Linked DNA regions of Homo sapiens: region 1 is linked to region 2. Evidence: read pairs that join two places in POLR2A ChIA-PET (ENCODE). Cell type or tissue: endothelial cell of umbilical vein. All regions are shown on one strand. Each heading gives the region's core, and the rest is flanking DNA. Links, peaks and the distances in the headings are about the cores only.

The links. ChIA-PET counts read pairs that join two places held together with the same protein. Peaks named below come from ENCODE experiments on the same cell type or tissue, not always from the same donor. Only the 100,000 strongest peaks of a DNase experiment are listed, where the experiment ranks them.
Region 1: POLR2A ChIA-PET joins it to region 2 with 8 read pairs; 2 of 35 experiments call an interaction of 5 or more read pairs at or near these places.

The regions. Positions count from the first base shown.
Region 1 is chr3:1,061,861-1,067,533 of GRCh38, forward strand. It overlaps the pseudogene RN7SL120P. Among named protein-coding and RNA genes, the nearest start is that of CNTN6, 28 kb to the right of the region's middle. In endothelial cell of umbilical vein, for the core only: no CTCF peak of the experiment used is centred there; no DNase peak of the experiment used is centred there.
Region 2 is chr3:1,969,685-1,975,357 of GRCh38, forward strand. No RefSeq gene overlaps it. Among named protein-coding and RNA genes, the nearest start is that of CNTN4, 130 kb to the right of the region's middle. In endothelial cell of umbilical vein, for the core only: no CTCF peak of the experiment used is centred there; a DNase peak (open chromatin) is centred at 2,277; H3K27ac peaks cover 2,424 bases.

The DNA of each region.
Region 1 (5,673 bases), core at 958-4,957, 910 kb before region 2:
TGCAGTTTCTTCATGGTGTTGACGGTCTTTACAATTTGATATGTTTTTGCAGTGGCTGGTACCAATTTTCCTTTCCATATTTAGCACTTCCTTCAGGAGCTCTTGTAAGGCAGGCCTGGTGGTGACAAAATACCTCAGCATTTGCTTGTCTGTAAAAGATTTTATTTCTTCTTTGCTTATGAAGCTTAGTTTGGATGGATATGAAATTCTGGGTTGGAAATTCTTTTCTTTAAGAATATTGAGTATTGGCACCCACTTTCTTCTGGCTTGTAGGGTTTCTCCAGAGAGATCAACTGTTAGTCTGATGGCCTTCCCTTTATGGGTAACCCAGCCTTTCTCTCTGACTACCCTTAACATTTTTTCCTTCATTTCAACCTTGGTGAATCTGACGATTATGTGTCTTGGGGTTGCTCTTCTCGAGGAGTATCTTTGTGGTGTTCTCTGTATTTCCTGAATTTGAATGTTGGCTTGTCTTGCCAGGTTGGGGAAGTTCTCCTGGACAATATTTTGAAGAGTGTTTTCCAACTTGGTTCCATTCTCCTGATCATTTTCAGGTACACCAATCAAATGTAGGTTTGCTCTTTTTACATAGTCCCATATTTCTTGGAGGCTTTGTTCATTCCTTTTCATCCTTTATTCTCTAATATTGTCTTCACACTGTATTTAATTAAGTTGATTTTCAATCTCTGATATCCATTCTTCTGCTTGATCGATTCAGCTATTGATATTTGTCTATGCTTCACAAAGTTCTCGTGCTGTGTTTTTCAGCTCCATCAGGTCATTTATGTTCTTCTCTAAACTGGTTATTCTAGTTAGCAATTCATCTAACCCTTTTTCAAGGTTCTTAGCTTTCTTGCATTGCATTAGAACATGCTCCTTTATCTTGGAGGAGTTTATTACCCACCTTCTGAAGCCTACTTCTGTCAATTCATCAAACTCATTCTCCATACAGTTTTTTTCCGTAGCTGGCGAGAAGTTGTGATCTTTTGGAGGAGAAGAGGTGTTCTGGTTTTTGGAATTTTCAGCCTTTTTGCACTAGTTTTTTCTCATCTTCATGGATTTATCTACCTTTGGTCTTTGATGTTGGTGACCTTTGGATGGGGTTTTTGTGTGGATGTCCTTTTTGTTGATGTTGATGCTATTCCTTTCTGTTTGTTAGTTTTCTTTCTAACATTCAGGCCCCTCTGCTGCAGATCTGCTGGTGGTCCTCTTCTTCAGACTTCTGTGCTGGCAGTGAGAATTTCAAGCCAGTGGATCTTACCTTTCTGGGCTCCATGGGGGTGGGATCTGCTGAGCTAGACAACTTGGCTCCCTGGTTCAGCCCCCTTTCCAGGGGAGTGAACAGTTCTGTCTCGCTGGCATTCCAGGTGCCACTGGGGTATGAAAAAAAGGAAAACTCCTGCAGCTAGCTCGGTGTCTGCCCAAATGGCAGCCCAGTTTTGTGCTTGAAACCCAGGGTCCTGTTGATGTAGGCACCCAAGGGAATTTCTTGGTCTGTGGGTTGTGAAGACCATGGGGAAAGCATAGTATCTGGGCCAGAATGCACCTTTCTTCACAGCACAGTCCCTCATGGCTTCCCTTGGCTAGGGGAGGGAGTTCTCCAACCCTTGTGTTTCCCAGGTGAGGTGGCGCCCCACCCTACTTTGGCTCACCCGTGGGCTACACCCACTGTTTAACCAGTCCCAATGAGATGAGTACCTCAGTTGGAAATGCAGAAATCACCCACCTTCTGCATTGGTCTCACTGGGAGCTGCAGACCGGAGCTGTTCCTACTCGGCCACCTTGCCAGCCACCCTGAAAAGTGAACTTTTAAGTTACATAGGTCTGAGCCATGTGTTCTAAAATATATTGTTGTTTTGACTTCAATTTAAGTGAGATTTGTGCTTTTTAATAGAAGGTTGCACATTTTTCTTCTCTTTTAAAGCTTAACAGAAATTCAAAGGCACACATTATAGAAAAGTGAAGCTCTAGGTTGATAATAAAATAAGATAAACCACAAAAAAATCTGCCTTTTATTAACATAGTTCTTGTCCCATGTCAAAATTCAAGCACTAGAGTTTTGTATTCAGCCTTATTGAGTCAGTTAGCTAACTCTATGCTTTGCTTCTATGTGGCTGCTTGTTTTAGTGAGGCAGAGCCTTGACTATAGTAGTTATCCAACACATTTGTTGAAGTATATTGAGATAAAGAGCTATAAGAACATTTGAGCCTATTTGAATTGCTTGGCAAAGAACTATATATTCAATGTTCACAAATTTTATGGAATTGGGTCTTCTTAAATAGAGAAAGAATTTGAATCATGGAGGAGTTTCTAATTATGCCTACTATATTGGCAACTATAATGTTGTATAAGTCAGATCTCTTTTAAGTAATAAAACCTCAGCTGAAACTGGTTCAAGAGATAGACAATAGATAGATAGACAGATGGACAGATAGAGTTTTTTAGCTCAGGAAATAATGTTTCATAAGTAGTTTGGATTTGATTTAGGAATTCAAATAATGTAATCTGGATTTATTCTCTTTCAGACACATATGTGCATGGGCACACCCACACAGACTTACACACACTTCTGCTTTCTTGGTTGTTGACTTCATTCTCCAGTAGCTCACTCCCTCTACGTAGTTGACTCCAAATTTCTAGGCTTACACTCTCATATCTTAGCAAGTGGTCCTGGTAGAAAAGTGATCATCCCTAATTGAATAGACATAAAAATGTCCCAGACTTGAGAATCATTCCTTAAAGTCAGCTGCTCTCTCTGTGGGCACAGAGATGAACTGGACTGGCTCTCATCATAGGTCTGTGTTTGTGTCTGGGGTATAGGCTCCAGGGACATAGATCAGTCCCGTGTCTGGGATATAAGTTCCAGGGATATAGGTTGGTCCCTCCTGAAAGTGAATGAAAATAGAGACAGATGGCTCACCACATGAAATATCATTGTGTTAATTCCAGATGAACTGTTAAAAACTATTAAAATAAGTAAATACAGTCAATGTTCACAACTGGTATGAAACATAGTAGTGAAAAAACATAAGGGAAAATTATATACTGTAACATCACACTTGGCTTATGGTCTTCATTAATATCTCTTAACTTCAACATGAACCTCACACAATGATTTAGTGTCCTCAACTCCAATGATCTCCATTCATTAGAAAACAGAAGTCAGTGTTTGTGGCTTAAACTACGGTAGGTACTGAAGACAAGTCTTGGCATACATATGGGATGGAGGTAGCTTAGTGCTGTAGGTTTGAAACCATGTGGAGCTAAACAGTCTCAAAATTCCACACCCACATTGCCAACTCTATCTGCATATACCTTAGTATGACAAATTCAATTATTCCAACAGTAAACTAATTCAGTATGTCTCAAGCTGAACTGATTCTTTCCTGCCAAATCAGTTATCTTCTAACTTTCTATTAAACTCCTCATGATTCTTCATTGGAAGCTTCCCCATAATGGGTTCTACAACATATTTTGTTTTTTAAAAATTAATTTAAATTTTGAGTATATAATTAATTCACTTTTAACAGTAAAAGGTTTTTCTCTCTTCTTTATCTGTTAGCTCCCTGTATGATAGTGTACACAAACACTACTATAAATTTCTTATAGGTTATCTTTTTAAAGATACATATGTATACACAAAAATGCATACTTAGGTTAGTCTAAAATAAGTTATGTTCCAGGATCTACCTTATTTTTAAAAATACATATTTTTTCAAGAGACAGAGACTCACTGTGTTGCCCAAATGAAATGCAGTGGCTATTCACAGGCTTGATCCCACTACTGATCAGCCTGGGTGTTTGGATCTGCTCCACTTCTGACCTAGGCTAATTCACACCCCTAGGCAAGCTGGTGGTCCCCCACTCCAAGAGGTCACTATATTGATACCAAACTTATTGTGGATAACCTAATTAGTATAGCAAACTGCAGCCCAGAGCTCTAGGGCTCAAAAAATCCTCCCGCCCCAGACTCCCAAGTAGCAGGGACTCTAAGCACCTGCCACAGTGCCTGGCTGGGCTCTACTTTTTATCCCTTTACAATATATCTTATAGCTTGTTTTTATATCAATTTAAAATAAACAATCTCATTTTAAAATGGATGCCTAATATGACCTGATATCCTTGCATATAATATATGTACCAGTCCTTTTTTGATGAGCATAAATTTCCAACTTTTTGCTGTTCCAAGCAATGCTGCAATAAGTAACACTGTACATATATTACATATATATTTTATTATTGAGTTTTAAAATCTCTTTGTATATAATGGAAATTAAGCTCTTGTCTATAAATTCTAAAGTTTTTTTATTCAAGTATGTAATAGCCATGCTCACAGAGAGGAAGAATCAACATTGTTAAAATGGCCATACTGCCCAAAGCAATTTATAGATTCAATGCTATTCCTATTAAATTACTGTTGATATTCTTCATAGAACTAGAAAACACTATTTTAAAATTCATGTGGAACAACAACAACAAAATATCCAAAAAACCAAGGCAACCCTAAACAAAAAACAAAGCTGGAGGCATCACAGTACCCGACTTCAAACTACAGTAACCAAACAGCATGGTACTGGTACAAAAACAAACACATAGACCAATGGAACAGAAGAGATAACACAGAAATAAGGCCACACACCTACAGCTATCTGATCTTCGACAAAGCTGTCAAAAACAAGCAATGGAAGAAGGATTCTCATTTCAATAAATGGTGCTGGGATAACTGCCTAGCCACATGCGGAAGATCGAAACTGACCCTTTCCTTATACCACATACAAAAATTAACTCAAGATGGATTAAATACTTAAATATAAAACCCAAAAGTATAAAAACCCTGGAATACAACCAAGGCAATACCATTCTGGACATAGGAATGGGCGAAGATTTCATGATAAAAACACCAAAAGCAATTGCAACGAAAGCAAAAATTGACAAATAGGATCTACTTAAACTAAGGAACTTCTGCACAGCAAAGGAAACTCTTGACAGAGTGAACAGATAACTTATATATTGGGAGAAAATATTTGCAAACTGTGCATCTGACTAAAGTTTAATATCCAGCATCGATAAGAAACTTAATGAAATTTACCAGAAAAAAATAAGCAACCCCATTGAAAAGTGAGCAAATGAAATGAAGATGCTTTTCAAAACAAGACATGTGTGTGGCCAAAAATCAAATGCAAAAAAGCTCAACATCACTGATCATTAGAGAAATGCAAATCGAAACCACAGTAAGATACCATTTCACACCAGTAGGAATGGCTATTAATAAAAAGTCAAAAAAGTAACAGATGCTGGTAAGGTTGCAGAGAAAAAGGAATGCTTATACACTGTTGGTGGGATTGTAAATTAGTTCAACCATTGTGGAAGACAGTGTGATGATTCCTCAAAAACCTAAAAACAGAAATACCATTCAACCTAGCAATCCCCTTACTGGATACATACCCAAAAGAATCTAACTCATTCTATTGTAAAGACACATGCACACTTATGTTCATTGCAGCACTATTCACAATAGCAAAGACATGGAATCAACTTAAATGCCCATCAAGGTACACTGGATAAAGAAAATGTGGTATATATACACCATGGAATACTATGTAGCCATAAAAAAAGGACATCATGTCCTTTGCAGAAATATGGATGGAGCTGGAGGCATTACCCTTAGCAAA
Region 2 (5,673 bases), core at 747-4,746:
TTTTTTTTTTTTTTAACTTTTGGTTATACACACGTCTTGCTCTAAGCTTGTTTACACTGTGTTATAAATATACTTCTTATATCTTTTTCCAGTAACCAAGTGATACAAGTTCCTGGTTCCCTTGAAGTCATTTTTCTCACTAAGAAAAAAGAATGACCTGAGCAAAATTAGATGACAGCATAGGATAGCAGAGTGTTAGTGTCATTTCTGAAGGAATGACAGGGTAGTGTGTTTGTTTATCTGTTTCTGGACTCTGTATTTCTTAAATTTTATTTACATAAACCTAATTATTGAGTTCAGTTAAAAATAAACAGCAACAACAAAAACTAAAATCAGTAATCTCAGGGGAAAAATGGGATGAAGCATTAGTTAAGTTATATGTAACTACGATAAAATATTTTTTGTCCTATATTCATAGACTTTTTATTTAGTCTAGAAAAATGCAAACCAAACAAAATTCAATGATGAAAACACTCTAGATGTTCACTGTTCAATGCCATGACCCCTCCCCAGATGTGGCTATTGAGCACTCGAAGTGTGGCTAGTGGGACTGACGCACTCAGTTTGTGGTTTCGTTTTTTTTTTTGTTTTTTTGTTTTAAGACAGGGTCTTGCTCTGTCACCCAGGCTGGAGTGCAGTGGCACAATCATGGCTCACTGAAGCTTTGACACCCCAGGCTCAAGCCAACCCCCAACTCAGTCTCCTGAGTAGCTGGGACTAAAGGCATCTACCACCACACCTGGCTAATTTTTAATTTTTTTTTTCTTTGTAGAGACAGAATTTTGCCATATTGCCCAGGCTGGTCTCAAATTCCTGGGCTCAAAGTGCTAGGATTACAGGCATGAGCCACTGCACCCAGCCTCATTTGATTTTAATTAATTTAAATTTAAATAGCAACATGTGGCCAGTGTCTACTATATTGGACAACACAAGTCTAAAATATAAATATAAAGGGTAATTCTGAAGGGATTTATTAACTAAATTATAGTTTTGAGGAAAATTATGGCTTGTCTTACAAAGGAGCATTATTTTAATAATTATTTAATGTAATCACAATAGTCCCTTTATTGTAAACATTCCTGTTTCTTTTAAAAAATGAATGTTTAAACATCTGTAATATCAGAGCTGGATTATATCATCAAATTCTCACAGGAACCCTCTAAGTTAAGTATTCCTTTAAACTTATATTACAGCTAAGGTAACAAAAGCTTAGAAAAGTAATTTTCCTGAAGTCACACAGCTATAATACGGTAGTACCTGTTTAGAATCCATATATTTCTGATTCCAAGTTACAAGATCTTAACAAGTCTAACACACATTTTTAACTGCCTGCTATGTCCCAGACATTGCTTTGTAGACCATCAACAGAATAGAAATAATATCAAAAAAATGTTTTTATTGACACTAAGGTGAGGTAACATGTAAATAGTAGCTACTGCTCTTTTCTAATAAGATGATCCATAGGTCTAGACATAAAGAAACACATAAACTCAGTAAATATACACATATACTCAAAGTCTGAAAACATGAGCATTTTTTAGGACTTAACTTGTTAAAATGCTTTTTAGTTCAAAACACTTAAACTTTCTCAATTTAAAAAGATTATGAAACATCTTTCAAGTGCACGTATGACTTGGCAAGAATGTAGGGACAGTTTCTTGACGCTCAAAAAGACAAAAGCACACAACAGCAGTGGCTGGTAAGCATCAGGAGGGACAACTGTGCTAGTAACATATGACAATCCATAGTGATCCAGTGCTGTGCTACGAAAAGTGTGGTCTGCAGAATAGCAGCAGTACATCAACTGGCAGCTTGTTAGAAATTAAAACATACACACACACACACACACACACACACACACACAATGAAAACTTAGACCCTACTAGATACCTATGGAATCAGAATCTGCATTTGAACAGGATCCCCAGGGGAGTTGATGGGAAGAATATTTTGCAGTGTATCTACCCTTTTGGGATGACTGCTTTTAAAATGCCTCCAAAGTGGGCACTAGAGTCAAACTCCAGGGTCTATGCAAGGTTCAAAGTGGGGTCTAGAATTGGAGCTCAAAATTAGTAACCCAGAAAGGCAAGGCCCGCTGTGAAAGGGTGAACCAACCAAAGCCCACCATTAATAAATACATGCTAGGAAAACTTGCTTATCCTAGTTTAGGGACAGCTCTGGGAGGATGGGGAGTCTTTCCTGAAATTTCACAAACAAAGGAAAGACCTGATGAGTTTTAGGCTAAGAATTCATATCATCCCACGTGGCCTCAAAATCCTAAGCAGAATAATTCAGGCTAATGTGGTGATAGGTTGTTAGTGCCTAAAGGAAACTGATACAATGGAGCAACATACTTTAAAAAAAAAGGCCTCAAACATTTCCCATACATATGATTCATTGACTATGAATTCACAACTTAAAAAACTAAGAAAAGAAAGAAAGAAAAACACCAGCCACACCAGCAAGAATCAGCAGAAACAGCAAACATCAGAATTAGACCTACTAAGACTACAGGCATTGAATTTTTAGCTATACAGACAATAATTTTTAGAAAAAATACATAATTAAAATTAAAATGTCAGTTACAATAGCAACACCACCAACAAGAAAACAAGGTATCCAGGCTACAAATATATTTTGTTTTAATTCCCAGCAACTTAAAGGAGAAACTTATTTTTTAAACTTTCTTTAAATACATTAAAAAGACACATGATTCCAAAATGGAAGCACAGAAGAAAGCTACCTTTACTCCCCCTCTCCCACCAGAAAACCAGAACCAAATATACAACACTGAATTTATCACCAGCAATACCCCAGAACTCACATATAAAGATGAGACAGTTCCTAGGGCCATAGATTAAGTGAAAAAACTCTGGGCAGAGAGAATTGGACTTCTGTTTCTGTGACACCCCTCCCTGCAACATGTCTGGCCCCAAGCATGTTGAAACTCACAGTTTCAACACTGGAAAAAGTCGGATTAAGGTAGACAACCAGCTTCCCCACCATCTTAAGTTCCTTAGCAGGAGACCTATTCCGGCGTGAACCCACAGGAAGCACTGGGGGTACCAGAAGGGAGAAACATCAAGGACAGCCAACGACAGAAGGGGGAAGCAGGACTACCATTCCCATCACTGGAAATTCTGTCCTGTAACTATGCCAAAAAGATGCCACATCACAGTGACTATTCAGCTGCGCTATCCTGTAGGAGGTTTGTTCCACAGGCCTTCTGGTCATGAATCCCTAACCAGTCTTCCCACACTACTGGGATGTCCCCTTTGGGATCTCCTTGCTTCTGGACTAGTGGTACTCTGATTACTAGAACCAAGGCAAACTTGAGCTTAAGGTATCATTTAGCTCTGAAAAGGAGGTAGTGACCTAGCAGGAAAAAAAATAAAGAAAGAAGGAAGAAAAAGAGGGGGATGGGTGAGAAGAAGAAGAAAGGAAGAAGAAGAAGAAAGAAGAAGAAGGAGGAGGAGGAGGGAGAGGAGGAGGGAGGGGGGATGGGTGAGAAGAAGAAGAAGGAGGAGGAGGAGGAGGGAGAGGAGGAGGGAGAGAAAGAAAGAGAGAAAGAAAGAGACCAAAGAGAGAAAGAAAAAGAAAGAAGAAAGAAAAGAAAAAGAAAGAGAAAGAAAGAAAAAGAGAGAAAGAAAGAAAGAGAAAGAAAGGGAAAGGAAGGAAGGGGAGGGAGAGAGGGAAAGAAAATCAACAGGTAAATTACAAAGAATTTCTAAGCAAACATATCCAGTAAAAACCAAAACAAGCCACACAGAGAAGACTGGAATAAATAATAGACATAAGTCCACAAGAAACAACAGCAAACAGGGAACTGTGACCTCTGCAAACAGAAAAAGGCAAGGAACCAGTGATGAAACTCTAATGAGACAGCAGTATGTGAACTCTGACCAATAATTCAAAATAGTAGTTTTAGGGAAATTCAGTGATCTCCAAGAGGGAAACACAGAAAAGCTTTTCAGAAATGTACCAGATAAATTTAATAGATTGAAATAATTTTTAAAAATCAGACAGATACCTTGGCACAGGCTGGGAATGGTGGCTCCTGCCTATAATCCCAGCACTTTTGGAGGCCAAGGCAGCAGGATTACTTGAGCCCAGGAGTTCAAGACCAGTCTGAGCAGTATGGTGAGACTCTGTCTCTACAAAAAAATAACAAAAAAATGGCCGGACATGGTGGTATGTGGTTGTAGTCCCAGGTACTTGGGTGGCTGAGGTGGGAAGATCTCTTGAGCCTGGATGATTGAGGCTGCAGTGAGCTGTGATGGTACTACTGCAGTTCAAGCTGGGTTACAGAGTGACACCCCGTCTCAAATTTAAAAAAAGAATGAAAGAATAAAAAAATAAATCTTGGCATTGAGAAATACATTTGCTGAACTGAAAAATCCATTAGAGGCTCCCAACATCAAAATGAATCAAGCAGAGAAAATAATAAATGAGCTTGAATACAGTTTATTTGAAAACGCACAGTCAGGCCAGGTGCAGTGGCTCATGCCTGTAATCCCAACACTTTGGGAGACTAAGCAGGCAGATCACTTGAGCCCAAGAGTTCCAGACCAGCCTGGGCAACATGGTGAAGCCCCATTACTACCAAAAAATACTAAAATTAGCTGGGTGTGGTGGCATGCACCTGTAGTCCCAGCTACTTGGGATGCTGAGGTGAGAGAATCACCTGAGCCTGGGAAAGCAAGGGTGCAGTGAGCCATGATCCTGACACTGTACTCCAACCTAAGTGACAGAGTGAGGCCCTATGAAACAAACAAAAAACAAAAGCAAACAAACAAACAAAAAACAAGAAAGAAAGAATATGCACAATCGGAGCAGAAAAAATGAAAAAAAATAAAAAGAATGAAGATTGCCTACAAGGTAAAGAAAATTACTTAAAAATACCAAATCTAAGAATTATTGGTGTTCAAGAGGAATTTGAGCAAGAGCAAAGGGTAGAAAGATTATTCAAAGAAATAATAACAGAAAACTTTTCAAAACTTGAGAAAAAAAAAAAAGAAATACTGAGATAACAGAAGGTCAGAGAACACCAAATAAACTGAATAGGAAGGAATACTTCCAAACTCACTCCTATGAGGCTCGCATTACCCTGATACCACAACCAGACAAAGACACAACAGAAAAAGAAAACTACAGGTTAATGAACATAACTGATGATCACAGATGCAAAGATCATCAACAAAATAATAACAAACCAAATTCAACAACACATTAAAAAGTTCATTCACCATGACTGAGTGGGATTAATCCCAGGGATGCAAGGATGCTCCAACATGTACAAATGTTAGAAGGTGATATATATCACATTAACAAACCCAAGAACAAAAACGATATGATCTTTTCAATAGGTGCTAAAAAAGCATTTGATAAAATTCAAATCCTGTTATGATAAAAACCCTCAAGAAATTGGGTATAGAAGAAACATACCTCAAAATAATAAAGACCACATATGACAAACCCAAAGCTAACGTCGTAATAAATGGTGAGAAATGGAGAGCCTTTCTTCTAAGATCTGGAACAAGAAAAGGATACCTACTTTCACCACTTTATTCAACATAATATTGGAAGCACTGGCAAAAGCTATTAGACGAAAGAAATAAAAGGCATCAAATTGGAAAGGAAGAAGTCAAATTAGCATAGTTTGCCAATGACATG